2 separate regions of the Homo sapiens genome follow, and region 1 is linked to region 2. A link is a loop called in an ENCODE intact Hi-C map of the cell type or tissue named here. Cell type or tissue: MCF 10A. All regions are shown on one strand. Each heading gives the region's core, and the rest is flanking DNA. Links, peaks and the distances in the headings are about the cores only.

Evidence for each region. Hi-C counts contacts between places; a loop is a spot of excess contacts. Peaks named below come from ENCODE experiments on the same cell type or tissue, not always from the same donor. Only the 100,000 strongest peaks of a DNase experiment are listed, where the experiment ranks them.
Region 1: it touches region 2 in a loop (9-fold over the local background); 8 of 110 quality-filtered maps call a loop at or near these places.

Annotation. Positions count from the first base shown.
Region 1 is chr6:146,777,785-146,793,557 of GRCh38, reverse strand. ADGB (androglobin) reads right to left here. Exons shown (of 36, transcript NM_024694.4): 30 at 11,366-11,538; 31 at 8,764-8,940; 32 at 7,846-7,948; 33 at 4,948-5,169. Among named protein-coding and RNA genes, the nearest start is that of ADGB, 190 kb to the right of the region's middle. In MCF 10A, for the core only: a CTCF peak has its summit at 8,387 (motif pointing right); a DNase peak (open chromatin) is centred at 8,367.
Region 2 is chr6:146,035,757-146,051,529 of GRCh38, reverse strand. The region is part of intron 1 of GRM1 (glutamate metabotropic receptor 1); the gene reads right to left. Among named protein-coding and RNA genes, the nearest start is that of GRM1, 15 kb to the right of the region's middle. In MCF 10A, for the core only: CTCF peaks have their summits at 8,822 and 10,060 (motif pointing left); a DNase peak (open chromatin) is centred at 10,049.

The DNA of each region.
Region 1 (15,773 bases), core at 5,250-13,249, 740 kb before region 2:
CAAATGAGCTCAACTCATAACTTCTACTGAGGACCCCTGGACCGACCCACTGGCTGTTTGACTGGCCTAGAGAGCTCCTCTCTGGAGGACACTACAACTGCAGGGCCCCTTCTTTGCCCCCATCCAGCAGGAAGTAGCTACAGTGGTCATCACCCCATTCCCAGCAGCAGCTGGGGTGTCCTGTTTAGTGGGGGGATTGAAAGGTGAAGCCAGATTGACTTCCTGGGTCAAGTGGGGACTTGGAGAACTTTTCTGTCTTACAAGAGGATTGTAAAATGCACCAATCAGCACTCTGTAAAACACAACAATCAGTGCTCTGTAAAACGCACCAATCAGTGCTCTGTAAAATGCACCAATCAGCGCTCTGTAAAATGCGCCACTCATCAGGAGTCTAAAAGTAGCCAATCGTGGGGAGGATTGAAAAAAGGGCAATCTGATAGGACAGAAACAGAACATGGGATGGGACAAATAATGGAATAAAAGCTGGCCACCACAGCCAGAAGCAGCAACCTGCTTGGGTCCCCTTCCATGTTGTGGAAGCTTTGTTCTTTTGCTCTTCACAATAAACCTTGCTACCACTCACTCCTTGGGTCCATGCCATCTTTAAGAGCTGTAACACTCACTGCGAAGGTCCGTGGCTTCATTCTTGAAGTCAGCGAGACCAGGAACCCACTGGAAGGAACCAACTCCAGACACAACGGGGTGCAAACATTAAAATGATAATAAATGTTTTCAAGTGTTTGAGAAATGTCTTGAAGACATTTTGTGCTTGGAGATAGGCTGCTTGGTCTAGGTCCTCCTTTCCTGCTGACTTTTATCTTTCCTCCCTGTTCTTATTTCTCCTCTCTATGCAAAAGTATACCCGTTCACAACTACGTAGACTTTATTGCAAATGTCCAAAGACTCTGATGGCCAAAAGTGTGAAGAAATTAGGAGCAGATGAGCTGAAACTGGGGCTTGAGCTTCCATGCCTTACAACACTGGTCTGGGACTCTGGGTAAAAAAAAAAAAAGTCTGTGCTGTGACTGCCCCTGGGCTGGTATAAAATGATGAATCATGATTATAGTCAATTTTCTCAATTTAAAGATTACCTTATTAGTTTCAGAGCACAGTGCAGACTGCATGGGTGTAGGTTGGTGCAGCCTTGGAGAAAATATTGATGAAAGAAATTGAAGGTGACATAAATAAATAGAAAAACATCCTGTGTTCATAGACTGGAAGAATTAATGTTAAAATGTCCATACCACTCAAAGCAATCCACGAATTCAATACAATCCCTACCAAAATTCTAATGTCGTTCTTCAGAGAAGTAGACAAAAAGATTCCTAAAATTTGTATGGAACCCCAAAAGACACCATATATGCAAAGCCATCTGGACCAAAAATAACGAGGGAGGCATCACCAGACTTCAAAACATATTACAAAGCTACACTAATCAAAACAACATGGTACTGGCATAAAAACAGACACATCAACAAATGGAATAGAGGCTGAGTGTGGTGGCTCACGCCTGTCATCCTAGCACTTTGGGAGGCCAAGGTGGGAGCATAGCTTGAGCCCAGGAATTCAAGAACAGCCAGGGCAATATGGTAAGACTGCATCTCTACAAAAATTAAAAAAAAAAAAAAAAAAAAAAGCAAGGTGCAGTGGCACATGCCTGTAGTCTCAGCTACTTAGGAAGCTGAGGTGGAGAACTGCTTGAGCCCAGGAGGTTGAGGCTGCAATGAGCTGTTATTGTGCCACTGAACTCCAGTTCGGGTGACTGAGCAAGGCCCTGTCTCAAAATAAAAACTAAACTGAAAACAAATGGAACAGAACACACAATGGGAAAGGGAAATCTCTTCAATAAACGGTGTTTGGAAAACCTGATATTCACATACAAAAGAAATAAAATGGACCCTTATATAAGAATCAGCTTAGGCCAGGGTGGCTCATGCCTGTAAACCCAGAACTTTAGGAGGCTGAGGCTGGAGGATTCCTTGAGCCCATAAATTTGAGACTAGCCTGGGCAACATAGTGAGACCTCATCTCTATAAAAAATAAAATATTCACCAGAAATGGTGGCATGCGCTTATAGTCTCAGCTACTCAGGAGACTGAGGTGGGCAGATCACTTGAGTCTGGGAGGTTGAGGCTGCAGCGAGCCATGATTGAGCCACTATACTCCAACCTTTCTAAAAATAAAACAAAAACCAAAAATGATCAACTAAAAATAGATTAAAAACTTAAACATAAGTCCAGAAAGTATAAAACTACTAGAAGAAAAACAGGAGAAACAGCCCATGATATCAGTGTGGGCAATATTTTCTTTGAATATGATCCTAAGAGCACAGAAACAAAAGTAAAAATAGACAAGTGGGACTGTACCAAACTAAAAACCTTTGCTGTGCAAATGAAACAATGAAAAGTGATGAGTCAACCATGGGTTGAGATAAAATATTTGCAAACCATACATTGGATAAGAGGCTAATATTCAATACATACAAGGAACTTAAGCTACTCAATAATAAGAAAGCAAATAACTACATTAAAAAATGGGTAAAGAACCTGAATAGATATTACTCAAAAGAAGAGACACAAATGACCCACACATATATAAAAAGATGATTAACATCTCCAGTCATCAGAAAAATGCACGTTAAAACCACAATGAGATACTACCTCATACCTGTTACATTGGCTATTATAAAAAAAGATGAGAGATAACAAGCATTGGTGAGAGTGTGAATAAAAGGGAACTCAGGTACACTTTGGTGGTACTGGGAATTATTACAAGCCATTTGAAACACCAGTATGGAGGTTATTCAAGAAACTAAAAGTAGAATTACCACATGATCCAGCAATCCTGCCTGTGGGTATATATCCAAAGGAATTAAAATAAGTACGTAAAAGAGGTGTCTGTACTTGTATGTGCATTACGTTATTCACAACAGCCAATATGTTGAAAGGACCAAAGTACGCATCAGTAGAGGAATGGATTTTTTAAAATGTGGTATGTAGACACAATGGAATGCTCTTCAGCCTTTAACAAACAGAAAATTCTGTCATTTGCCACATTATGGACAAACCTGGAGGACAAGATGCTAAGTAAAAAAGCCAGCCACAGAGAGACAAATGCGGCATGATCTCATTTATATGTGGAATCTAAAAATGTTGAACTTGTAGATATAGATATTAGGATGGTGGTTACCAGAGGCTGGGGGGTCATAGTGTAGTGGACAAGGAAAGGGAAAATGTTGGTCAAAGGGTATAGTTAGTTTCAGTTAGCTAGCAGGAATAGGTTCTGGTGTTCTATTGCATAGCTTGGTGAACACAGCTAACAATTTATTGGATGTTTCAAAATAGCTCAAAGAGTGGATATTAAATGATCTCACTCCAAGGAAATAATAAGTATTTGAGGTAATGAATATATTTATTAGCCTAATTTGATCATTCCATAACCTATACATGTATCAAAACATCCCATTGTACCCCATAAATATATATAATTATTTGTTAATTAAAAATGAAATTTCAAAAAGGATTACTTTGTTAGCACATAAGTAAATAATTTGATATCAGAATTTAAGTTGCATTGTTTTGGCTACATTTTTCTATTTTATAGATCTTTAAATTAACTAAGGATGAGGAAAAGTTTGTGTTCAGTTCAAGATCACAATATATGGAGACCAAAGAGCTGGGTGTAAGTCCAGGTTCTAGCCAAACTGCATCAGTTTCCTGCCCTTGGGTGAGTTATTTGCCAATTCTGTCATTTTAGAAGTGGAGATAGCAATATATGCTTTCTCTAATTCCTGGAATCTCAAGTGAGATAAGAGTGGAAAAATTACTCTACAAATTAAATATTAATGGTAAATGAAATGTGTTCTAATGAGTTTTACTGCTACCATCATGTGAGCTATTACCTATTGAATGGGCATGTACTTTCAAAATATTGGTTAAAAAATATCAGAATCTCTTGTTAGTATAGTAAAAGATTCCTTTTAATTTTAGAATTTTCCTCTCAGTATGGAAATCACTTAAGGACATACTTTAGCTTTAAACACTTCTTAATTTAAAAATTCTCAGAATTGTTTAGCAATTTTGAGAAAAGAACCATTGTTGGCTTTTCTGAGAATGCTTCTTTCTAAGATTTCTTTCTTTGCTGTCTGGGTTCAAAACAAGTAGAAAAATAGAGTAAGATTATACTATTGATCCAGGTTTAATCGGAGGATGTAGCTTGATGTGAGAGACAAATGGGCCATGATCACCTGAAGCTGACTGACTGTTCCAGCACAGTCTAGGTAGTGCTCACACCTGAGAGAGAAGCAGTGCTTCCATGGGCAGCCTCATTCATTCTCTCCAAATGCATTAATAGGACATTTAGTTCCCTTTAAGACAGAAGGAGTTGAGGAGTTGCTTAGGAATTCATGGAAACCAGGAGTGTGGAAAGGCATTTTCCTTTGATCAGGGTTTTAGTTCAGTTTAGTGAACAGATATGAATCCATATAGAAATGAATCAGGTCAGGGTGACTTGTGCACCACTGAAAATTGCTCTTTTTCAACATTTAAAAAATGACATTCTTAAAATTTGCTATGAAAGGTAAAAAGGAAATCTATCTTGTAGCATACTACAGATAACACAAAAAAATCTGTGTTTAACGAGAAGTGTATGTGTGAATGCTGACATTTTATTTCTAGCATTTGTAGACACAGAAAACCTATACACAGAAAAAATACACCTGCAAATCTGTAGGGGGGCTTTTGCCCACTTTTGTCTTTTGGTTAATATTTAGTAGTCAGGTCCTTGAGCAAATTCCCAACTCCATTAAGTAAAATGAAAATCTATATATCGGAAAGACATCTTTTCTACTTCTATAGCCCTAGCCGTCACTGATGTTTAAGTTAAAATCTTTTCCATAATTTTTATTTGAAAATACATGTTTATGTTACCAATGACAGCAATACTTACGAATGTTTTCCTTCCGTGTGCTCTGCTCGCGCTCTTCTTTCCCTGGTGAAGACACTCCTCCACTTTCGCTACTCGTGGATTTTGCCACATCCCTCAAGCCTTTGGTCAATTGCCACTTCTTCCACACCGCACTCCCTGATCCTGTTTGTGTCATCTCTTTGCTCTCTGAACCTGCAGAATTCTTTGAGTTTGGTTCTTTTACGCCACGTGCAGCTGTTTCTACTACAACATGACATGTGCATTACTGAAAAAGCTGGCGTTCCATGAAATCACATGCAAACAGTAACAGGGCTTGATGATGGGAGCACAGATTTAGAGCAGATGACTCAAAAGCTCTATAACTTCTAACCAGAGCACTAGCAAAAGTAATGACTGTCACCCTAGAAGGCTGACCCAGGCAGGAAGTGTGTCTGAAAGCTGCCTCCATATATTAAAATGTCACATAAAAATAGAGGCTTTTAGAAGTTGGGACAGCATACATGGAAATAGGATATTTGAATTATTGGGGATGCTGTGAAGGTCGGCCCTGGAGGAAGTACAACTAGCCCTATGCTGACAATGCTTCATAATAGATAGGGTGTTCCTCTCTGCAGGGGGATCCCTGTATGCAGACATTTATTTAAAATTGTCTTAAAATAGAGCTGAACAGAGCTCTTTCTTGTGACATCATAAAGCTGGGAAGTTTTTTCTTGATACTCTGAGTCTATTCAGTGTTCCAGATCCCTAGCCTAGGAAAAACTATGTAAAACCTACCATAATTTCCTCATTATATAGAGACATTATTTTCCTATTTATCAATTGCAGGTGACCAAATTCATGTTATGTTCTGCATTGAATGAAAGGTGGCAATAGGAAAGTACTTAAGAGCATGAAGAAATGTTGAAATAAGAAAGGTGGCAATAGGAAAGTACTTAAGAGCATGAAGAAATGTTGAAATAAGAAAGGTGGCAATAGGAAAGTACTTAAGAGCATGAAGAAATGTTGAAATAAGAGGCAGATAGTCAGTAGTCAAAAGTCGATTCCCTAAAAATATTATTAAAGTTGATATATCCCTAGAGCAAGACTGATTGAGGAAAAAAAGGTAAAAAGGAAACTTATTCCAGTAAGTTGAACCTACATAAAATAGACAAATTTCTTATAAAATGAAGCTTACTATTCCAGGCACAGTAAGAAATAAAATAACTAAATAGTGAGACATACGGGGTACATATGAGTCTAAATTGAAGTTCAAGAATAGGCAAAATTATTTGATGGTGATGGGGGTCAACTAGTTGTTACCTTGAGGGAGGAAATGACTTGGAAACAAACGAGGAGGACTTTAGTATGTGGTGTTTCCAATCTTGATCTAAGCAGTGGCCACTGAGTATTCACATGCAAAAATTAATCGAGCTGTACAGTTACAATTTGTGGCTTTTATTGTATGTGTGTTCTATGACAGGGTCAGGGTCTCTGAGCCCTGTTCTCAACTAGGCCTTGTCCTTGGCCTGCTGACCCCAGTTTTAGCAAAAAATCCTGCTAAGTCAGTTTATCCAGAATCCTTCCCCACTTGATATCAAATCAAGTTCCTCTTTCCTGACCCTTGACACCTAACCAAGTTCCTCTTAGTAATTTACCATCTACTCCCTCACCTGGACTGTTGGTTTTAATTCCCCACTTGTTCCTGTTGTATCTACGGTTGAATTCAATCTTTCTCTCCTACTTCAGTAGCCTGGAAGTAGGGGAGACTTCCCCTATTTTTGGTCATGTTTAATGTATTCAGTGTAATATTTTATACACATACATTAAAACAAAATATAAAAAAAATAATAAATCTATAGCCTAAAAGACAAGAACTGAATCCTATTCACCTTTGTTTTCCTAGCATTACATTAGACTCTATTAGAGGAGTGAGTACTTGAGTTAGAAATATTTCAGATCCCAACTTCATCACTTTTGAGATGGATGACTTAGGAAGAATAAGGTGGCTCTCTGAGCTTTGGTCTCTTTATCTCTAAGATGAGTAGACTAAGTAATACATACCTCATAGTTGCTATAGGTTAAAGTGAGGTAATAAATGTAAAATGCTTTGCCTATCCCAGGATAACAGAATTAGGATGGTACTTGCTATTCACACTGTTCATATGAAAAGTTAAGAGATATTATTTTTATAACAATTATTGAATTACATTCCTGAATATACAAAAATGGAAAAGCATGATTTGGGATGTGAACGCCTTCTGCCTCCACGGACACCTCAGTGTGGCAATCGATGTAATCAGTCAAGTAGCTGTGAGAAGACACTGGCATTATGAAGGGCCTGTCTGCAGGCCAATTCTGTCTCTGGCCCTGAACTTAGACTATTACTGAGGGTCTCTGGTGCCTGTGTCCTTATTGATAAACTGGAATAATATTATAATATATACTTAAATATATATAATATAATATATACTTAAATATATATATATACTAACTTAAATATATATAAATAATATAATATATACTTAAAATATATATTATATACTTAAAAATGACTTCTTTTTGTTATTGTTTAAGTCTGGTACCTTTCTAATAATAATATAGTAGTAGACCTACCTTCAAGTTTTATACTGCTACTTTCTAACTAGGTTGCATCATTCTTTCTGGTTTTATCATTTGTTAAATGGAGAAAATCACATCTCCTTGCACAGTGTGTGTGAAGGGGGAGATGTAGGACTTAAATGGGAAAATGTGTGAAAGTGATTTGAAAATTGAAGCACTATTCATATAGTTATCTGAAATTGTGCGACTTTTTATAATCCTCAAGAAACGAGATTCTGAAATGTCTCCTTTTCACCAAGCACAACCCACTGATTATTTTTTTAAGAAGTGCAAATCACAGCTCTGTGCTCTGAGGCAGCTGGGGTGGTAGGATCCACTCACCTTCTTCTTTTGGTTTAGTTTGGCTTTCAGATATAGGCGGACTCTCAGCATCAGATGTTTTCTTAATGAACCCGCTAAGGTAATGCAAACGAGCCTGAGAAGCCTAAAAAACAAACATGAGCAGCTTTTTAAAAGCTCTTCAAAAGCAACAACCAGTACAGGTAATACATGTTAATGGTATTCAATCGAAAACGAAACAGGAAAATGTGAATTAAATAGGGCAGTCTAAATGAAGCAGACCAGCTCTTCTTCATTATCAGATAAACTCAAATTCTGAATCATCCATGATTTTGACAGTTATTTTTGAGAATAGATGAAGAAGCAGCCCTAAAAAGAATACATTTCTGGGCATACTATCTTAGATGCAGTGGTTCCTGAATCTTTTTCATCTGCCCAATAACCCTGAGTTGTGACATGAAGCACTTACATGGTAATAGTGTCACTATGGCAATCGCTCTTACAGGAAATAGGTCAGAGACTCTCTAGGGTCTCTAGACTCTAGAGACTAGGTGTGTATATTCCACAAGGGGGCAGCACATGGTTTTTAATCCATCTAAGGCTGCGCAAAGTGTAGTAAAGCACATATTAAACATTTGAATGCTTTCTTACTTGGGGGTGTTAAGAGCAGACGTGCAGAAAGCCAGGGCTATGTGAAAGAATGAGGTAACCCATAGTGTGGGCCTATAATTGGTACCACCATGTGCTTTGTTTTTGCAAGTCCTTTGGGTAATCAGGAGGGTAACATTTTACAATGTGTCCAAAGGTGGTCCTAACGTAGTTATTCAATGCCTGTCTGATAAAATTTCAGATACCATTACTAAAGGACAGGCTATATGGTTTTTACCAGCATGACTATTTTTTTCAGAGCATGCCTAAGGAGGAAAAGTAAAAGATGACAGCTTTTCGAAATCAGGTGACCTTGATTGCTCTTCCTGGCTCAGTTGTCTCCCAGGCTTGTTTCATGGCTCGGATTTCATCTGCCCTTTCTGTATCCTTTTTCACTTCAAATAATTCTGATTCATTGTGTTCAGTGACCAACCTCAAAATCCAGTAGGGTTTATTTGGGTCTTCTTGTTGAGGGTGAACAGTGGATATCTGATAAAATAAAAACCTTTGGGTTTTGCATGCTTTCCTTCTTTCAAAAGGGTCTAGATTTTACCATATGATACATAATTTCACTATTAGGTATTTACTAGAGATAAATGAAAACATATATTCACAAAAGACTTGTACGAAAATGTTCATTGCAGTCTTATTCATAATACACACAAAAAACCAACATATATGTCTATCAATCGAGGAATGGATAAACAAATTGTAATATAGTCATATAATTGGGCTCTGCTTAATATTAAAAAGTAATAAACTATTGATATACACCACAGACAGATATTATACTTTGATAAAGAAGTCGAACACAAAAGGGTACATCGTCTTGTATGTCATTAGTATGAAATTCCAGAGCAATTTAGGCAAAACTAATCTATGGTGACTGAAAGATCAGTTGTTACCAGGAGATGAGGTGTGAGAATTAGAAAATTGAATGCAAAGAAGTTTGAGATTATTTCCATAAACTCGGGAATTATCTATAATTTATATCTTGATAGGGTCATGGATTACATGGTGAATACATTGATCAAAACTCACTGAATGTTATAACTGTGATTTGTGCATTTCATGTATGCAAATTTTACTTAAAACTGTACACATTAAATTATAAATTGTAATTATGTTCACTCATAGCATCTCTTCATAAAAATGAGAGTAGGATAGTTGATCATTTCCAGGTCTGTATATACTTGCTACATATTCATCATGAAAATTAACAACATTTTAATGTCTCATGGGATCACCTGCATGTATCATAGGCTGGGAGACAAGTTTTACGTAGGTGAGGCTCATAGGTGGCAATTGGGTAGGAAGAGAGGATTGAAACTATTGTGGTTACATAGCACTTTACATAAGGTCGAGGCTATGTCAATTATCACTGATAAATAATGCAGCTGGGAAGAGTGGATTGATATAATCACTGAATACAGTTTCCACCTGCAGTTTGGTTTTAGTGTTACCAAATGACCTTGCTTTCTACAATATTTCCCTAATATTCTGGTGAGAATTGACTTTCACAATTGGAAATTATTTTATTTCCTCCTTTTAACACAGGGTATATTAGCTTTTATTATTTTTTAAATTGCTTAATACATGAATTTATCAGAGACTTTTCTGGGATCAAATTTTGATCAGGAAAGGGAGCACTGTGAAGGTACTAAGGGAGGTCTTCTTGTAGGAATCTATGGATTGGGTTAATCTTATTTACTTCTAAGGGTAGACTTCAGCTAAGAAATGAAATCTTTGAAATCTATAGGAACCATTCCTGGAGTCTGAAACAACAAGTCATCATCTCTTCTTATTTGTTAATTTTCCTTTATTGTCTATTTTCTTAATGGTACTGACATCCTACTCAGCTATTCCTGCTGGAAACCTGAGAGATATACTTTGTTCCTTCTTGTTCCTTAACACCCACTTTGGATTAATAACTGCACCCCACCTTTTGTTTTCCAGATACTTCTTGATCTGTCCCATCCTTCCTTTTTTCCTGTTCCTGACACACTTTGCACTCTTTTGCTTAGATTACTGAAGTATTTTCTTGAATTATCTTCCTCTCCTGTCTTTTCTCCTTTAAGTCCACACCCTTAAAAGCCACTAGGGTATCTGAAATGTAAATCTGATCATGTTAATGTGCTTCTTAAATACCCCTAGTTCCAGTCCTGCTTAACCTAGGCATAAATGGTGGGAAGATTTTGTACTCATAGGTATCTTGTTTAGAGTGCGCTGTTTTTTGGTTACTTGAAAATCTTTAGGCCTGTGCTTGTACTCCTCAAGTTTGCCATCCACATCCTTTTCCTTACCCCTAATCATGGCAATTTTCTAACTGGCCCTGAAGGAGTTTAGACTCATAACCTCTGGACTGTATATAGAGTCCCAGCCTTCCAATGACGCTTTAAGGCCCTTTTCCAGCTGACCCTTACTGACCCCTCCAGCCTCATCTCTCATACTTTAATGCTTCAAAAAACCAGGTTGAGTTTTCGCCTCATCACGTCTTTGCTTATTAACTCGGTTCAGAACTCAGTTCCTCCTGGAAGGGGCTGTATTAGAACCTATCCTTTCTACCACTGCACATATAGCATTCAACATTATAATTCTCAGTTTACCTTCAGTCTCCTCCATTATTAGACTGTGAATTCTTTTAGGGTTAGTACTGAGTCATATTTATCTTAGAAACCCAAGTGCCATGAATAGTGTTCTACATACTAAAGGTTTAATTGATAGTTTTTGATACTGAACTAGAAAAGGGAGCTTGAGGAAGGTGTCCAAGGAATGTCCTCAAAGTATCTAGATGGTTTCTGGAATCAGGGAGAAAGAATGTTTCACGGTTTTGTCCTCAGACGAGATAGGCAAATAGGAATCCACTGAACCTAAAATCATTAAGTCACTCAAATAAAAAAAATTCCACACCCACCTGAGGCTCAAAGCGAGGTGCTTGTTTTTCTTTGGCTGTCTTTTCTTTCTCAGAAGACTTTTCTTTGCCTTTCCTTGTTGTTTTGGAAGTTACTGAAGATTTTTGTCCCTCACTAATAGTGTGGGAGTCTGGGCTTCCTAAGTTAATTAACTCCTCGTGTCTTTCACCATAAGCTAGAGAGACATAAAAATAAAAAATGGTGAGTCATAATATAACAATAAAATGGTTTCACAGGGGACAAGGGAATCAACTCAGGGACATATGGTTAAGCTAATAGATTTGTATTTTTTCAATCACACAGATTTTTATAAAGGCCTGTTGGACTCGTTTTCATAAAATCTACATATAATTCATATACCAAACACTCACCATTGAGTGAGTGGATGAACCCGCAGGCTTTGGTACATTTATAAGACTGTGTAACCATCACCACTATACAATTTATTTCCAATATGGATGCCATTTGTTTCATTTATTGCATAATTGTGTTGGCTAGTACTTGTAATACAATATTGAACTCATTTACCTCTGCTGTAATCTTTATTATTCCCTTACTTCTGATTGGTTTAGACACAGTTATCTCTTCTTTTTCTAGTTTTCTAGTTTTTTAAGATGGAAGATAAGTTATTGATTTGTGATCTTACGTCTTTGTAATACAAGCATTTGTAGCTATATATTTCTCTCAACACTACTTTTACTGCATCCTCGGTTTTTTTTTTTAATTCATTTCTAAGAATTTCTTAATTTCTCTTGTGATTTCTTCTCTGTTCCATTGGTTAAGAGAGTATGTTGTCTAATTTTCGGGTATTGTGAAATTCTCCAATTTCTTTTTTTTTTTTCTTTTTCTTTTGAGATGGAGTCTCACTCTGTCGCCCAGGCTGGAGTGCAGTGGCACAATCTTGGCTCACTGCAAGCTCCACCTCCCGGGTTCACGCCATTGTCCTGCCTCAGCCTCCCGAGTAGCTGGGACTACAGGTGCCCGCCACCACGCCCGGCTAATTTTTTTTTTTTTTTTTTTTTTGTATTTTTAGTAGAGACGGGGTTTCACCGTGTTAGCCAGGATGGTCTTGATCTCGTGAGCTCGTGATCCGCCTGCCTCGGCCTCCCAAAGTGCTGGGATTACAGGCGTGAGCTACCGCGCCCGGCCTCCAATTTATTTCTTATTGCTTCTACTTCCTTTCAATTGTGACCTGAAAACATATTTGTATAATATTCCATAGTTTTACTTTTATTTAGACTTGTTTTGTTGATTTATACATGGTCTATATTGCAGAATGTTCCATATGCCCTTGAGAAGAATGTGTATTCTGCTGTTGTTGAGTGGAGTATTCTATAGGTATGTTAGGTCAAGTTGGTTTACAGAGTTGTTCAAGCCTTCTATTTCCTTGCTAATTTTCTGTTTAGTTTGTCTACTCATTATTAAAATTGGGGTATTAAAGTTTCCAACGATTATTGTTGAATTGTCTATTTCTTCTTTCAATTCTGTCAGTTTTTGCTTCATGTATTTTGAATTCTGTTGTTAGGTTTATGTATGTTTATAATTGCTCTATTGCTTGATGAAGTACCCTTTTACCATTTTAAAGTATCTTTTTTTTGTCTCTATTAACATTTTTCATCTTAGACCCTATTTTGTCTGGTATTACTATAGCCACTCCAGGTCTCTTTTGGTTATTCTTTTTATGGTATTGTTTTTTCCATATTTTTGCTCTCAAACTATTTGTATTTTTGAAACTATGTTGTTTACAGAGAGCATATAATTAGGTCATGTGTTTGTTGGCCATTCAGCCATTTGCTGCCTTTTAACTTGAGAGTTTACTTAACTTACATTTAAAATAATTATTAAGATAGGATTTATGTCTGCCTTTTTATTATTTCTTATGCACTACACCTTGTTTTTTATTTCTCAATTCCTCCACTACTGTTTACTTTTTAATTCCCTTGTTTTTTATTTGTTTGTATAGATTTTTGAGTTAGTTTCTTAGTGGTTGCTTGGGGATTATAATTAAAATGTTAATTTATAACCATCTAGTTTGAATTAATACCAGTTTAATTTCAATAGTATACAAAAACTTTGTTCACGTATTTCTGTCCCCCTTTATGTTGTTATTATCACAAATTTCATCTTTATACATATGTATATGTATAAAGCCCATCAACACAGACTTATGATCATTGCTTTAAGCTGTTGTCTTTTAAATCAGGAGAATACAGAGTGATAAGCAAAAAAAAATACATTTATATTGACTTTCATATTTATCTATGTAGTTTTACTGGTACACTTTATTTCTTTATGTAGCTTCAAGTTACTGCCTAGTGTCTTTTTTTTTTTATAGCTGGAAGACCTTCCTGTAGTACTTTTGTAGGGCAAGTTTGTTTTCAAAACAAACTGCTTCGGTTTGTTTTCAAAATAAATTGAAAAATATTTTCAGTTGTTTTTTTTTCTGGGATATCTTAATTTCTCCTTTATTTTTGAATGACAGCTTTTCTGGGTAGAAAATTCTTGGTTGATAATTTTCTTTGCAGTTATTTGAATATGTCTTCCCACTGGCTTCTGGTCTCCCTAGATGTTGATGTAAAAATTTGCTATTAATATTACCGAGAATCACTTGTATGTGATGAGCCACTTCTCCCTTTCTGCTTTTAAGATTCCTTGCTTTAGAGAGTTTAATTATGAGGTGTCTAGCTCTGGGTCTCTTTGAATTTTTCCCATGTGGAGTTTAACTTCTTGAATGTGCCAGTTAATGTTTCTCATCAAATCTGGACATTTTCAGCCATTATTAGTTCAAATAGCCTTTCTGCCACTTTCTCTTTTTCTTCTCCCTCTGGAGTTCCCATTATGTACATGCTGGTATGTGTGATGGTGTCCCACAAGTCTCTGAAGATCTCTTCCTTTTTCTTCATTCTATATCCTCAGACTGCATAATCTCAGACTACCATTTTGTGGAGAAAGCTCTGCACAATCAGTAGTTTTGATTCAGCTTTTAAGTGGAGTCTTCCAGGAAATCATCAAACAAGTCAAATAATGATAAGTCTTTGGGAATAAGACCTTGAAATAAATCCAACTCCATTTTACTTCTTCTGGCATCCGCCAGTATGTGCCAGGAATATTGGCTGTTTTTTTTTTTTTTTTCCAAAGCTACTGCTGAGCTGAGGAATGGGACAAGTTAAAATGCCATAAAGTTTCCTATTCTTACAGAAATCCAGCTGTTTTTTCCTTGAACAAACTTTTTTTGCTGCAGACTTTTATAAGTTTCCAGAGTTCTGAAAAAGTTGACTGTCATAATTTTTTGCCAGGTTTTTCATTGCTTTCATGGAGTTACTAATTTTTAGAGTTCTTACCCTGCCATTTTCACTGCCATTCTCCAGGATTTATTTTCTATCCAAACCTTCTGAGGATCTGTGCATGCTGTTTTTCTGAGATAGGGTCCTGGGATAGTGGAAAAATTCATCTAGCCTGGAGACCTTGTCACAAGTGTATGAAATTACAGAGCACTCTGTGGAGGAAGGTGAGATTACACTCTAAGCAGTTCAGCTCTTGCTAGTGATGGGAAGGAAAAATGAATATTGACTGATTTAAAAGTGAGTAAAAAGTTCACAGAAAGAGAATAAGGTTGTTTAAATGAGAGGAAGGATAAGGCTTAAAATTAGAGATTTAGAAACATCAGGATAAGAAGAAAAAAAGAAATAAAAACAAAGATTTTTATAGAAAACCACATATTAAAATAAACTTTTCTCAGAAACCCAAGATAGAAAGTAGGAAAGGCCACAGAGGACACCTTTTCTCCTACATTCTTTCACATCTTTTGTCAGCCATAAACTTTGGGGTGGCAGAAACACTGCCTTCACAGAAAAGCAAACTCAGTGCTGCTTCTTTTCAGTCTCCTCAGGCCTCCCCTGCCTCCAGGTGTTGCAGTACCAGCCCTTCATCCTAACCCAAATATGAGGTAACCAGGCTTCAACCACCCTCACTGGCCATAGCTACAACTTCAGCTTCTGGTCCCAAGAAAATCCAGGTCCTAGAGCTCTCAATGCCAATAGAGTGTGGGATTAACAGAATTTTAGAGCTCCCTTTGTGGCCCACTTTAGATAAGCCAATCTCATAAAAACTGAGCTAGAATAACTCGTTATTTTCACCTCGTGCTGCCAGACAAGTCTGTTACTAATAATGCTGTGTTTGTTGTCACAAAATATGGCTGCTAATGGTGTGCTTATTGTAACACAACAACTCACAGTTTTGGTGAGTGTAGAAATCATACAGATAACCTGTAAAATGCACATCTTGAGGCCCACCTCTCAGAGATTCCAACTCTGTAGTCTGGTGAGGGGCACAGAAATCTGCAGTTTAAAATGTACCTCACGTGATTCTGACACAAGTGGCCTGTAGGTTGTACTTTGAGAAACACTGCTT
Region 2 (15,773 bases), core at 5,213-13,212:
TGCAAAGCAGTCAAGGGATGGGAGCAGTTAGATGCCTAAGAGGCTCTCAGTCTATTCTCTATATGAATCTTCCTCTTTTCCCCTTTATCAGTAAATTATGTGCTAGCTCCAGTGTAGGTCTCTGAAAAAGACTTAGGATGAGCACTGTATCATATTTACAGATGGAGGGGAAGTCACTTCCAATAGAAGCTAACCACTGTAGGATACACAATATCAGACCACCACCTTATTAGCTTATGTGTGTATGTTTATGTATTTTATTGAGTTCTTATTATATGCTAGCCATTATCTTGTTAGCTGCATGAGAAGTAAGTACAATTATAATCTCTGGTTTGCAGATTTGAGGAGTAGGTTTAGAGAGTCTCAGTGACTCACCTAAAGTCACACGGCTCTAAGATAGGGTAAGAAAGCAGATGTGTCTGAGTCCAAGTCTCCTTATTAACCACTAATCCCCCTCCTTCATACCCAGACTTTTTATTATGTGTCTGCTTGAACTATAACTACAAATGGAGGAACCAAAATTTAAAAGGCTAGTAGCTCTTTTGGTAAGCCAAAGTCACTGGTAGACCTTCCCAGGAAGGGTTGATTGCAACGCTCTGTTATGAAACCATAGACTCTATGTATCCTCCTCACTGGATCACAGGTTCACAGGTCATCAGCTTTATTTGGTCCAATCAAATGAGCCTAATACCGGAATTCCTTCCACAAAAGCAAATGAACAAACAAACAGGAATCTCATAGGCATATGCCGTAATCACACTAGGGACTAAGTAAGAGAGGCTGGCTTCTGCATGAACTAACACTACAATGGAAAATTAATTGGCAGTGTGTAGATTCTGCTTTGGAGAATGAGCAGCTAAGAGTATTGTCAAATTTCAAAATGCAGTAAACTCCCATTACTAATGCCCTGGAAATTTCCAAAGAGAAGATATAGCTTTTCTTCCCCTCCCCCCTCTTAAAAATATCCCTTGTTTTTAGAAATATGGATATGTTTGTTTCTTTTAATTATAGAATTGTTCTAAATACAGAAGAAAAGAAGGCATGTCTTTTTATCATCATTTCCAGGAGTTACTGTGTTTGAAGGTTTTTCAAGGATCAAGTGTGCTTTAAAACAAATCAGTGTGTAGCTACTCTTACCCTCTGACAATGCCTCCCTCTATCTGTTACTTGCAGCCAAACAGGAGCAAGCTTTAGAGTAGAACTGCCTTTTCTAGAGAGACACACATTTTCTAGAGAGACACACATGAAGAAAACAGAAAAGGAAGACCCAGTGTGCATTTATTTTATCCTTTTCTGAATTGGTAATGAGTTGGGCTATGTCCTTCTGGTTGACAAGAACAGGTGTGTCGAATGCAATATAGCTCCAGGACCTGATTTTTTAAAAAGACTTTGCCCTCACTCATGGTAATACAGTCTTTGCACCGGTTATTTACATTTTCCTTACTCACTTAGACATTAAAAATGCTGACAATATCTAGCTCAAAACTCATAAGCCTGTTTTGAATCTTAGTGTCTCCTTATACAGGAGATTATACGTAGTAATCAGACACTAAGCCTTTGGAATGAGACTGACTGGGTTTGAACCCTGCGTCTGCCACTTTTTACCTGTATGACTTAGATGATCATTTTTAAACTTCCAAGAATAATAATAGTACCTACCTTCTAGGGTTATCGAGAGGACCAAATGAAGCAATGAACATTGAACAATTGCACAGTGTTTGGCACACAATAAATACTCACTCCATGGTACTGCCATCGTTGTTATTTTTTAATAATAATAATTTTGTTAGTCAAGATTCTCTAGAGGGACAGAACCAACATGAGATGATAGATAGATAGATAGATAGATAGATAGATAGATAGATAGATAGATAGATATGAAAGGAGGTTTCATATGGGAATTGGCTCATGCAATTATGGAGGTTGAGAAGTTCCACAGTAACTTGTCTACAAGCTGGAGAACCAAGGAAGCCAGTGATGTGACTCAGTCTAAGTCCAAAGGCCTGAGAACCAGGGAAGCTGATGATAGCATAACCCTCAGTACAGGGCCAAAGGCCTAAGAATCTAGGCAGCTACTGATGCAAGTCCTGGAGTTCAAAGTCGTAAATCCTGGAGTACTGACGTGTAAGAAAAGGAGAAAAGGGGGGTCCCATCTCCAGTTCTATATAGGTCCTTAGCTTATTTCATTATTGAGGGCAGCTCTTCCTTGCTCAACCCATTGATTCAAATGTGAATCTCTTGGGAAATACCCTCATAGACCTACTCAAAAATGATGCTTTACCAGCTATCCGGGTGTCCCTTAATCAAGTCAAGCTGACACCTAAAATTAGCCATCACAATAACATACCTCTGAGTTATATTACCATTTATGAGTAGAAGGTGGTGGTTCACATGGTAGGGGGAGGGTAAAAGTTAAGCAATTAATAGTCGATAAAAAGATGAGCATCAGTTGCACCGTGAACACTAGTTTTTTTTTTAGCACATGCAGAAAGTACCAAAACCTAGAGCAGGTTTTACAATATAATAGCCTCAAAAGAACTGTATTAGTTCTCTAGGGCTGCTGTAACAAAGTAGCATACACTGGGTGGCTTAAACAACAAAAATTTATTCTCTCACAGTTCTAGAGGCTAAAAATCTGAAATTAAGGTGTCGATAGAATTGGTTCTTTCTGACAAATGTGAGGGAGAGTCTGTCCCATGCCTTCTCCTAGCTTTTGGTGGTTGCTGACAATCTTTGGCATTCCCTGGCTTGCAGATGCATCACCCCAATCTCCGTCTTCATCTTCAAATTGTGTTCTTCCTGTGTGCGTGTCTTTTTTTGTATCCAAATTTCTTCTTTTTATAAGGTCACTAATCATGTTGGATTGGGGCCCACCCTAATGATATCATTTTAACTTTACCATTTAAATCACCTTTGTAAAGCTCGTATTTTCAAATAAGCTCATATTATGAGATATCAGGTATTAGGGTTCCAACTTTTTTGGGGGGTGTGGTGGGACACAATTAACCCATAACAAAAACAGAGGGCAAAAATAAGAATTATATTTGAAATGTTTTGAAAAAGCATATGTTTTAATGGTTTTAATGGCATATGTTTTGGAATCACTCAAAAACGCAAAGGAAAATGCTTTAACTCTTAAGTATTACACTTGTGCCAAGATGGCATTATTATGGCAGTAAGAACATGCATCTCTTCCTAAAAGTAAGTCCCAGTGAGGTTTTACATAGGTCCTTCCTAGAGAAACATGAAGCCAAGGAATTCCAATACCCTGGCCAGCCCAAATGTCTATTAGATTGCCTCTTAACAAAACAATATTTGCTTATTCATTCAACAAATATTAATTAAGCACTTTGTGCTTAACCCCATATCAGACCTTACAAAGATATGGAGGAAATCTAAAATATGGTACACGCTGTATGGAGTGCTTTACCTGCTTGTGAATATGTGAATTATGTTCCTTGTTTTCTATGCCTTAAGAGTTGATGAGGCATGGTTCTAAGGATCCAGAATGTGTTCACTAAGGCTGATTTCCAGGAACCCATGCATGCTATTAAGGAGTGACATAAGGAGTGATCTTGCTCTGTCACCAAGGGTGGCATCATAGCTAGGTGTCAGGTGGAAATATGCCTGTTATATGCCATCTTTCATGTGAAACACAATTCAAATTTTCACCCAGTGTCATTCTAGGTTATAACCATTCTTCTGGATTAAGATTTGTCCAATAAGTATGGGCAATAAACCCCAATTCAATAAGTTTCAAACTAAATTCTCCACTAGATAAATGCCATGGAGAAATACACTGCAAAAGGCAGAGAACACAACTTCCCCACATGCAGAAGTGAAGCAAAGTTATCTGTGCATGATGCTAGAGGGGACAGCAGCTTTGGGTGACAGGTGGCATGCCTCTCTGCCAAGAAGAAGGCGTTGCTCCTGGCAGGTTTTTTTTTTTTTTTTCCTGAGGCATGTGACCTAAGTAGTGGCATTTCACAGCTGAGAAACCAGCTTGTGATATGCCTTTTGCTTCACTGAGAGGCGGGCCACATGTCCACAGAGGCTGCAACTCTAGCTGCAAAACATTGCAATAAGTTTGCCTGTATCCTTCTTAAAATCAAATATTTATGTTGCTCTGGAAATGTAAATGGACTGTATGATTAATGATGTTTTTCTAGACAAACAAAGAAGGTGGCTTCCTTGCAAAGGTGTCGCTTTCTAACACAAATGCTACAAGGAGGAAAAAAGAACCCGAAAAATGAGTGGGCAGGAAATGTTAAAAATAAATCCCTATTTATCAGTCTTTGGTAGAAATTTGCAAAAGAGGGTCTACTCTATTTTGACTAACATAGCAGATGGAAGACAAATTCAAACTCTGACATTCTCAGCACTCTGACATCTGGGTCCGCTTTTCCAACCAGCTCCACAACTCTCCTGTAACTACCTTCTGCTCCAGATGAATTAAACCACTCACCATTCTCTGCATACCTGTTAGCACCTTACTCAGATCCCTGATTTACATGATTTTATTGATGTGAGATTATTTTTCCATATAGCTCTGCATTTGTAACACTAGCTATCATGTAAGACCCAGTTTTAATGCCTCTTATTTCAAATACCTACCCAATATCCCTACTGGAAGTAACCTGTCCCTCCCTTGGACCTCACACCCTCTCACAATGATGTGGCAATAATCCTTTCTCTAGCCCTCCATCTGGACTAAAAACAATGGTAAGAACTGCAGGGTACCCATAAAATTTGGAAACATAAAAAATATTATTTTACTGTACTGTAATAAAATATCTGGATAATTTTTTACATATATTTGCTTATGTTACCAAACTTTATTGGCCTCTGCACACCTGGATTCATTTTTAATATCTGATGCCTGGTGCACTGCCTAATAATTAGTAGAGCAGTTTTTATAAAATAAATTGACTAACTTGCTGGCTTACTGATATAAATATGAGGGTTACCCTTCAAGCCCACCTACAAAGAGTAAGGGTGGAAGAAAATCAGACAGTAGGCAGAGCATATGAAGAAATTAATGTCAATGATCAGGAGATCCTTCAGAGGCTGTAGAGAGAAAAAGCTGGGCTACAATGATAGTCATGCATCATGCATCTTGTAGTAACTAGCTGTGTGTAACCCCACATCTAAGCTTTCTTTTCAAATCAAGGACTTAGATACTCTCTTTTAGCATATAATCTATCATTTTAAATAAATGCTGAGTAATAGTGGTTGTTTATAACTTTCTGGTAAATGTAGAGGCTAGGAGGAATTATTAATAATAAAAATGAGAAAATAACAATACAAGCTATAGTAGAATATAATGCAGCTAATTGTATGTATATAAAAGTATACAGTTTCCAAAGTACTTCCACATCAACTATTTGGGTCTCACAGGAAGCGTGTAAGAAAGGCAAAGGCAAGACAGACTCTTTACAGATGAGAAGACAGATGGACTTAAAGCAGTTTCCTGGCTTGTCCAGAGTCATGGAGGTTGTTCTCAGAGGACGTGAGATCAAATCCAGGTCCTCCTACTCAGTACACCTCTTGCTGCCCACGGGCGCTAAAGTGTAAAAGGAAGAGAGGGTACTAGATACCAGTATTCATATAAAGAGAGTGATTGAGAAAAATATAACATCTGTGAGCTTTAATTGCCAGTAAATGTAATGATTTTTCCTTCAATGATTAAAAAGGGAAAAAGGGAAGAGTGATAATAAGTAGAGTCTACCCACAAAACATGCAATTAATTTGATTTTTTTTTTTTTTTTTTTTTTTTTTTTGCTGTATTCCACTTTGGTGAGAAAGAAGCAAAAGAAAAATAATCTACAACAAATTTAGTAAAAACCAAAGACTTCTAATGTTGCTGGTTCTTGGAAGTTGAATAAATAATCGATCATCTTGTTTCATTTACATTTACATTTACAGTACTAGGCACTAAGAATTGATGTGAAGCCCTGTAAGCTCTTAAATCATCAAACCCCTTACTAAGGCAGAAAAGGCATTTGAAACAAAAGCCTTCCATACTTAATTCAATTGAACAAATGTGTACCAAGTGTCTACAGTGTCCGAATCCCTACTTTAATTGCTGAAAAAATATCAGTGAATGAAACAAAACTAAGATCTTACTTTCCAGCAGTTTATATTCCACCAGGACAGATACTTTTTGGGGGCAAAGTATTCTAGCGGGAGAAGGCATTGATGTAACCAGAAATTTGATTAACTACAATGCTACATTCAGTAATTATTCAGGTTAGCTAATGCATATTTTTAAAATCATTAAATGTAAGAAATGAATAGATAAATATCTTTTCTATAATTTTTTAAATTTGCACATTTTAAAATCCATTTTCTGCCTATGTGAGAATCAAACAACATTTCTCTTAAACATATATAAACGATTTTGCAGGAAATAATTCATAAATGTATGGGAAAGCATCTACAATACACTGTCATAAGAAGTAAATTATGAGAAGGGGCTTCCAGAGGTTCTGTCCATATTGCGGTCCAGAAATCAGCAGCATCAATACCACCTGAGAGCCTGTAGAGACAGACGCTCAGGCCCACCCCAGATCTACTAAGTCAGAATCTGTAATTGAAGCTCCCCAGGTGATTTGTATGAACAATAAGGTTTAAGACTCCTTGACTGCATTCCTCTGTACCAAGGAGAGCCTAAAATAACCTTGTAAAAGGCAGAATATAAGCACTTCAAAAAATTAATCACTCACTCGATTTTTTTTCATTTTTAAGAGGCAGTTTCTTTTCAAGTAAGATTTTACTTTTAAAATGGCATATCAAAGATATTTCATACTAAACTTTCCTTTAGCATGTACTGACATAGACCAAAAAAATGAATTTGCCTTTTCATGGTTTCAAATTTGGTGCTTCTAGCCAAAGATTAATTTATCCCTCACATGTATCAACACACAGTACCTCCCTCTATTCTCTGTGATTGAATCACCACCTTATTAACAGGTTTAAGAGACATAGGGTGTCTTCCATTTTCTCATCCTATATCAAGCTCGGTTTCCCAAGTTACATCATGTTGCCCTTAAGGCAAACAAGAATGAAGTAGAAGACAGCATCATAGGTACTGAGCCTACCTAGAACATTCAACAAAACTGGCTGCCAGACTACAAGTAATTATGGCCAGGGAAGTGCATGAGAACACCAGGAGAAGTTAGAAGATGGGTAAAAGCAAGCTTCCTCTCCATTTCTCACTGAGCAGTCACTTTACAAACAGACTCGCCTTTCCCAGATTTTATTTATTTTTATTATAAACATGAGAAAAGGGGAAAACAGGAAGGGAGACTGTTATAAATCCACAGAGGCACCCATATCGAGGTTGAACATGGAAGAAAGACAGAATGTTTCAGCCACACATATGCCCTGTCAAAAAGGGACAAAATGTCCAAACACAGCCTCATGGCAGGTCCCAGAATGCACTAAGAAGGAAATGGCAGGAACAGGTGAGCATCTGAGCCAAGAAAGGAATTTCAAATAATCTGAAAAAGTATGATTCTCTTCTGTTATGTGATCAACACTCAAGGATTCTTCTGTACACACTAGATCTTCTCATCTTTAGCGTATTAAACTATGAGTGTAAGATACCTCCAGTTTCCACAGTTTAAAAAAAAACTTTCCACCTGTCATTACCATCTGCTTCATAGCATACAGAAATTCTGGTTGAGATATACACCTACGAGGAGGTCACTTCCCTTTATATATATATATATATATATATATATATCACCTGACTCTTTCCAAAAATAGAGTTGAGATATTTTACAATTATAAAAAAGTATAAATTAATGCCATTGAAGTAAGGTGGAAGAAGCTAGTATCTATGCACATAAGCTAGAATATATTCTGTGATTGAGCATTAATTTTAGTTTTGAGCTTCCTGGTAGGCAAGAGATAAACAGAAAATGCAATGTTCTCATTACCAATTAAGATGAAACATGTTAGCTCTTTAAGAGAAACAAATACTATCATAACATTTAAATCTAAAAATAATATGTTTCTGATGAATTTATACAAGTTGCATTAAGCAGCACAGGCAATATCTTCAACAAAAAATAGATGAAAATGATAAGCATTGTCTAAATTTTTAATCCCTGTTCTGACCTTTAAGAAATGAAAAAGTAAAATATTAACATGTTACTTAGAAAAGGCAATTCTTCAGGAAGACTAAACAAAGTCAAGTATGTAATATTCTGGAAACCTAATTTTTTTTAGACAAGGTCTCACTCTGTTGGCCAGGCTGAAACACAATGGAATGCATCATTGCTCACTGCAACCTCAAACTCTTGGGCTCAAGTAATCCTCTTTCCTTAGCCTCCACCTACAGGTGCCTCCTACAGGTGCACGCCACCATGCACGGTTATTTTTTAATTTTTTTTTTAGAGATGGGGTCTTGCTATATTGCTCAGGCTGGCCTCAAATTCCTAGCCTCAAGCCTCCCACCTTAGCTTTCCAAAGTGCTGCTATTATATGCATGAGCCACTGTGGGTGGCCCCTGGAAACCTATTTTCATACAGAGAGGTTGGTAATGATCTCCCAGATGACACTGTTAAATATCAGTTCTCTTATCTGGCCCTTTGAGAGGATCTGGATAAAGGATAATTCTTGGCTCTGATCTCTGATGGGCACCTAGTAGCCTTTGTAGTAAATTAAAGAAAGATTTTGGTGTTTTTGGACATTGGGCCAGTAGGTGGCCAAGTTAATTAACTGCTATGAAAGCTGAGACTTCTTGCTTGTAACTGAGGGCTGTACAATAGTGAAGAGAATGTCAAAATAGTATGAACTAACACTACTAGGAATATGTGGTTTCTCATCTCAATTGGCTCCTCTAAAAATATGCTCTATTTGTATTTGACCTGTTTCTTCTCTCTTTCCATTTCCCTCATTGAATAATTCAGAAAATAAAGGCTACCAAATGTTGTTTTCAAATACTCTTTTCTCCTCTTTCCCGAACTTCACTACATCACCACGCAGAGAAAAGGCTTCTGTTCAAGGCTAGCCCTGCCACAGCTTTGTCGTGGCTCCTCAGCAACCTTGCTTGATCAATTATCTTCAAATTTTCCTTTTCTACTCACTCTTTTTCATCAGCCTTTAAAACTGCTTAATTTTTTCCCCTCCTAAAGGATTATTTTACTTAGAAGTACATCTCTCTGTAGTTATCATTGGATCTCTCATCTCCCTTTCTCAGGAACAAGGATGCATATTAGCAGCCTCCACTTCCTCCTGGCTTCTGCCCTTCCAATTGATTTATAAACTGACACACTACTGGAAAGACAGAGCTAGGAGGAAGTGGAGGCTACTTGCTATGGTCTGAACGTCCCCCAAAATCCATGTGTTGAAATTTAATCCCCATTGTGGTGGTATTAAAAGATAGAGACTTTTGAATTTGATTGAGTCATTGAGGGCCCTGCACTCAAAAATGGATTAGTGCCTTCTAAAACAACTGGAGAGAACTAGCTTAAGCCTCCTTTGCCCTTTTGTTCCTTCCACCATGAAGACACAGAGTTCATTTCTCTGGAGGATGCAGTAACAAGACACCATCTTGGAAGCAGACAGCAGCCCTCACCAGACACCAAACTTGTGGTGCCTTGATCTTGGACATGCCAGTTTCTCCAAAACTGTGAGAGAATAAATTTCTATTATTTATAAGCTACTCCGTCTATGGGTATGACATCACCAAAATGGTGGAGTAGAAGAAATATGCCTTCCATCTTCCTCACAGAAAACCAAAAACAACTATCTAGTGTCAAGATTATCATCACCAATAACCCAGAATTCGAAGCTGAGGCTGTGAAGATCCTTGAAGCCACAGAGAAGTGAAAAATTGTGAGCAGAAGACAAAGGAGATACCGAGTCAGAGAGGAGGTTCAGCAGCACCACATTGTAGGAGGCACATTCATGAGTCTTCTGGGCATAAACTCCTAGTCAGCCTCCCAAACAGCAGAGAAATTCTCTTGGAGACCCCTCTCCCCAATCCAGAATGGGCAGTGCTTCCAACTTGTGTGAGAGCTGTGGGAAACCTGGGCCTAGGGCACCATCTAGTGCCAAAATAAAGGCAGCTGTCTAGGGCTAAGGGGACTCAACAGGCAACCAGCATAGAACCTGTAAATACACATCACTAGACAGACCACACCAACACAGGGAATGAAGACTGGGATAAATAACTAACCTTTCAATAAGACACAGATATCCATTCATAAAAAACACCAGCAAACAGGGAGCCATAACCTTCCCAAATGGGTAAAGCAAGGAGCAGTGGCTGACTCCAATGAGATGGCAATATGTGAGCTCTCAGGTCAATAATCCGAAATAAGAATTCTAAAGAAACTCAGTGAACTCCAAGATAACACATAAAAGCAATTTATAAAGTTATCAGAGAAATTTAACAAAGAGATTGAAATAATTAATTTACAAAGTTAAACAGAAATTTTGGAGTGAGAAATACTTTAGTTGAATCAAAAAAAATGCATCAGAGGGTTAAAACAGCAGAACTGATGAAGCAGAGGAAAGAATTTATGAGCTTGAAGACAGGTTATTTGAAAATACATTCAGAGGAGAAAAAAGAAAAAAAAAGAAAAGGAATAAAGAATGCCTCTGAAATCCAGAAAATAGCCTCAAAAAGGCAAATCTAAGAGTCATTGGCCTTCAAGAAGGAGTTGAGAAAGGGCAAGTGGTAGAAAGATCACATAAAGAAATAATACAAGAAAACTCCCCAACCCTAGAGAAAATATAAATCTCTAGGTACAAGAAGGGTAGAGAACACCACACAGATTTCACCCAAATAAGACTACCCCAAGGCATATAATAATGAAACTTTCAAAAGTTGATAATCCCAAAAGGAGCAAGAGAAAGGAAAACAACATATATGAGCTCCAATTTGTTTGGCAACAGACTTCTTAGTGGAAACCACAGGCCAGGAGGGAGCAGGATGACAAAGCACTGAAGAAAAGAAATTGTCAACTGAGAATACTGTACCCAGCAAAGCTAACTTTCAAACATAAAAAAGAGATAAATACTTTCCCAGGCAAACAAAAACTGAGGGAATTCATCACCCCCAGACCTTTCTTAGAAGAAATGCTAAAGGGAGTTCTTCAATCTGAAAGAAAAGGACACTAACATGCAATAAGAACATCATCCGAAGGCATAAAATTCACAGGTAAAAGTATAAAAATTCAGAACATTCTAACACTGTTGTTGTGGCATATAAATTACACAGTCTCATGTATCGCTACTAGTACAGAACACTGTTTCTATAGTTCTTCCTCTTTTACCCATCAGCTTTCTTTGTCACTGTTCTATTATCAAAACTGTCTCCTCCATTGGCTTTCATAACATGAGGTTCTTCCTGTTTCTTTTTCTACTTTTTAAACTGTCCTTTTTCCCTTTTCTGTAGACTCTTTCTCATTTCACATGCCTTAAAGTACTGCCCTTGACCATCTTTTTGTGTTTTATATCTTACCCCCTTGGCAATCCCATCAATTTTCATGGTTTTAACCAGATATTTTCTGACAAATTTCAAATATAACTCTCTTTCCAGATCGGTGGCCTATGGGATCCCTTGACTTTATTGTCCAATGGATACCACAAACTCAAACAGCCTAAACTAATTTTTTCCCAGTCTGCGATTTCTCTTTATTCCCTATTTATTCCTACAAAATAGACCTGCGGCTTATTCTAGACTTCTCTTTTTCCTTGATTCTCATAACCAATCATTCACTAAACACTAACCTCCCTGCTACATAGAAAGTCAAATTCATTCTCCTCTATCCTTTTCCATTGACACTTTCTTTAGTAAAACTCTAATCATCTCTTGACAAAATTAATTAATTGAACTGGCCTTTCCTTCTCCACTTCCCTCAACCATCAATGGCCTTCAGATTTGTCTCCTAATTTCCAATTTGACTCCTTTTCTTAATCTGTCTTCTCCAAAGCTTTCCAGATGCCCTTTCCAAAATATAATCTGATCTTGATTTCTTCCTGCATAAAATTCTTCACTGGCTCACCATGTTTCCAAGAGTCTAATTTTCTTGGCTTGATAAGTATGTCCCATCATGACCTAGGCTCTTTCTCTCTTTTCAGTTTGGTCTTCCCCACTCATTTTCCCAGGACATATACTTTAGAGTTAATGATATTCTTAGAGGTCCCTGAGCATATTTTGCTTTCTATGTCAGTGCTTTTACTGAATTTACTCCTTTGTTTCCTCGGATATAGTGAACTTCAGATGTCACCTTTTCTGGGGACCTTCTATGAGCTTTCCCTCACTGCTTCCCTGGACCAGAGGGAGCTAATCACAGTTCTCTCTGTTGTCTCTCTACCTCATGCCTACTCCTATGGTTGCACTTAGCAAAACTGAATAGTAATCACCATGTGGTGAACTTCTTAAAAGGAAGACTATAATTCCACTATCTCTACTCCTCAATGACTATAGCATTGGTCAAACCAAAGAATGTGCTACAAAACATAAAAATTGAGATAGGAATCTGGACATGACTTCTTCTCTGCCAGTAGAGTAGTACCTGTTAACCAAAACCTGAAAATAACAAATAATGTATTTATTTATCGAAAAAAAAGGATATTGAATTTCTTTATTATAAGCTGTTTCCACTATTTCAATATCCTGATATAACCTTTTAAAATCTTTCATAAAGTTTTTTTCTCTTGAACATACTATCAGCAATTTGTTTATTGATTTTTTTGTTCTACCTTTTATAACAAACAAATTATAAAATGTGTTATAGCACCACAGAGAACAGAGGAAACTGTCTCTGATTGTTTAACAATAGCTGTGGAATATGCTGTCCAATCAAAAGATTTGCATTGAGGGCCACATGCTGTGAGTGCAATTTTTATAAAGGGAGAGAATGAGAAGTTGAATATGCGCCACTCAGTGTTAGTAAATCAGCATTTTCCCTCTTTATTTTCACATCTCCACCACAGAACTTCCCTGTATTTACTTCACACAGGCTCATCTAAGCTAAGGGCATCTTCCTAATTAAGGTTAGAATAGCATGACAACAATAATGACATCTTACATCTATTACATCTACCTAGCCCTATATGGAGCACTGTTGCATCTTATCTGTATAATAAACTTAGGGGACTGTTTTCTGTATACTTCACCCTGATAGCTCTCTAAGCATGCCTAATTCTATTAATCCCTTGAGTCAATCCTATTCCAGATCTCTGGATTTCAACTCTAGCCACCCTTCTCTAATTTTCTCATCCTTATCCACTCCATACCACTTCTAGTTACTTGTGGTAGAGATGGTGTCACAGAGATGTCTGACCATGTGTCATCTCCCACTGTTAACCACAACCCTCATAGAGAAGGCATCCTTTCTTCTTTCATTTTAACAAGGTGTTTAATTCTGGTCTTATTTTACATTTCTGCCCTGAAGGAGCTGGAGAAAAAAAAATGGTTAATTCATAATCTCCTGAAATAGAGCTTCATGTGGAGCAGTCACTCTACATTGAAAGTTTATTTTCTCTGCGAAAGGACTTTTATTACAAGATGATAACAAGCACAAATATGGAGGTAGAGTTGCTCAGATGCAGAAGGGAAACCAGATCAGCTGAGAAAATGGCTTTATTCAGACCTTCCAGAGAAATGTGGAGAGCAGGTGAGGTGGGAGCAAAAGAAGTTGAAGAAAAGGAGAGGCTTCTATTTTTCAGTGACTTTCTCATGTTTAAAAATTTATAAATAAAATAGTTATTGGCAAGGCCAGGGTACCAGATTGTGGTCAGGGTAAGTGGGTTGCTAAAGAGAAGGCAAGGAACACAGAGCTGAGATCAATGAGCTATGAGGATAGGTATTGGTGGGACAAACACATGAATGTTGGAGTCATCCAAAACTAAGGTAAGAGCTGACATTAAGAGGAAGACTAACAGCAGAGTGAGTTTTCAGAAGAGGAATCTCCTAGAAGCTGCTAAATGACAGCAGCAAAGTTGGAAAGACACAGTTGAGCTAAATAGTATGGACCTCACATGAGAGGCGTGCATGAGGGTTAAAAAGGAAAGAAAGAAAGAAAGAAAACTTTGGCTTGAGAAAGTATCTAAAACAAAGCTAAATTAGTCCTAGCTTTGCTGCTGATGAATTTTATGATCTTGAGCAAGTCATTTTGTTTTATTTTTCTGGGCTTTTGTTTTCTCATTTGTAACAAGAAAGTTTCCTAAAGTCTATAGTAGATGCTACACCTTTATCTTAATCATGAATTTCATTTTAATCTTATATTACTAGGTTTAGGGTCGAAAATCTGTATCCAATTAACTGGCTTCTTGGACTTGCTTAATATTCATCAGCTGAGAAGAAGTCATCGCTTTGGTGGCAGTTTAAGAAAAACAACTGAAATGTATTTATGGGTACCATCTTCTTGTTCTTTGAAAAGCTGCTGTGAGGAATATAACATGGTAGTGATTATAATTCCCATTTTACAAATGAAACTGAGATGTGCATGCATACAGTATTTCCCATATGTTTTGTGCATTTTTCAAAACAGTAATTAAACATTTTCTTTTTAACCCATGAGCCTATAACTGTCTATATATTTACATGTCTCTTCCAACAAATATTAGTAGTAATAATAGTTATTATTATTGATTTTTATTACTTTATGTGTTACTAGCACCAAGAAAAATATGTGATGCATAATAGTCACGTGTTTATTTATAAATGTCTTTATTAGAAGGCAAATTAGTTACTAGGTAATCAAAGAATTTCTGCCTATCAAAATCCTGTGCTTCTACTACAAATTAAGGCTTTTACCTGGATATTTAGATAATTGCCTTGAATATTTAATTTGTTGGCTATGAAATAAATAAAATAGATAATCCTAAAATTGATAATTGGAGATTTCTGAGAAGCAATTCTCTTCATAAAAACATTAATGTTCTATTTGGTACTACAATGCCTTAAGTTTAAGAGAGTAAAGCTTTCTGGAATACAGAAGGTAATTAAAATTATAATTTCTCATGTAAGTTAAGATTTTAAATGTTGTAGACATTCATAGAGAACAATTAAACAGGAAAAAGTAGCAAATATTTCTATATAATTTTAGAATCTAATGATAACTCTCTGTTGCATAAGACAGTGACATTTTGACAAGGCTTTATGCCTTGTCTTGACTCTGGTTTTCAACTACAGCTTCTCTGAAAATTGACAACTTTCTCCTACTGACATGCTGTTTCCAACATATATCAGAACAGCATGTGCCATGAGTTTTTTTAGTGGTTGTAGGTGTTCACCAAACTATTCTTTTCTGGATGTGGTTCCCCAGCCCTCTGTGTTCTTAAAAAAGTGTATGCCGAAAACACGACTTTTGATAAGTCTCTTTGTGAACCCATCACTCCAGTCACTGCCCAGTTACTGAAAATCCACAAAGCAGTTATTGTATATTAGCTCCCTATATCATAAGGGCAAAAATTTTAATACTTGTAGAAGGATGGCTACTGCCAAGCCACACGGTAGAAACATAAAATGGAAGCTGCCATCACCACCTACCCTATGAAGGACAGCTTCTTATAAAATTTGCAGCAAGATAAACGTAGTCACAGGGTGATTGTGTGGCAAAGGAATCACAAAGAGTTCAAGTTTACTCAAAATAATGAAAGTGTCATTTTTTTCGTCTTTGGATTTCACTCTAATTCTATGCACATAATAGCTGTTTGCTAAATACTGATTAATGACTTTAAAAATGAGTTTAATAAATCCAGCCAAGATATAAAAGAAAAAATAAAGATAAAAATTTTTAAGTATG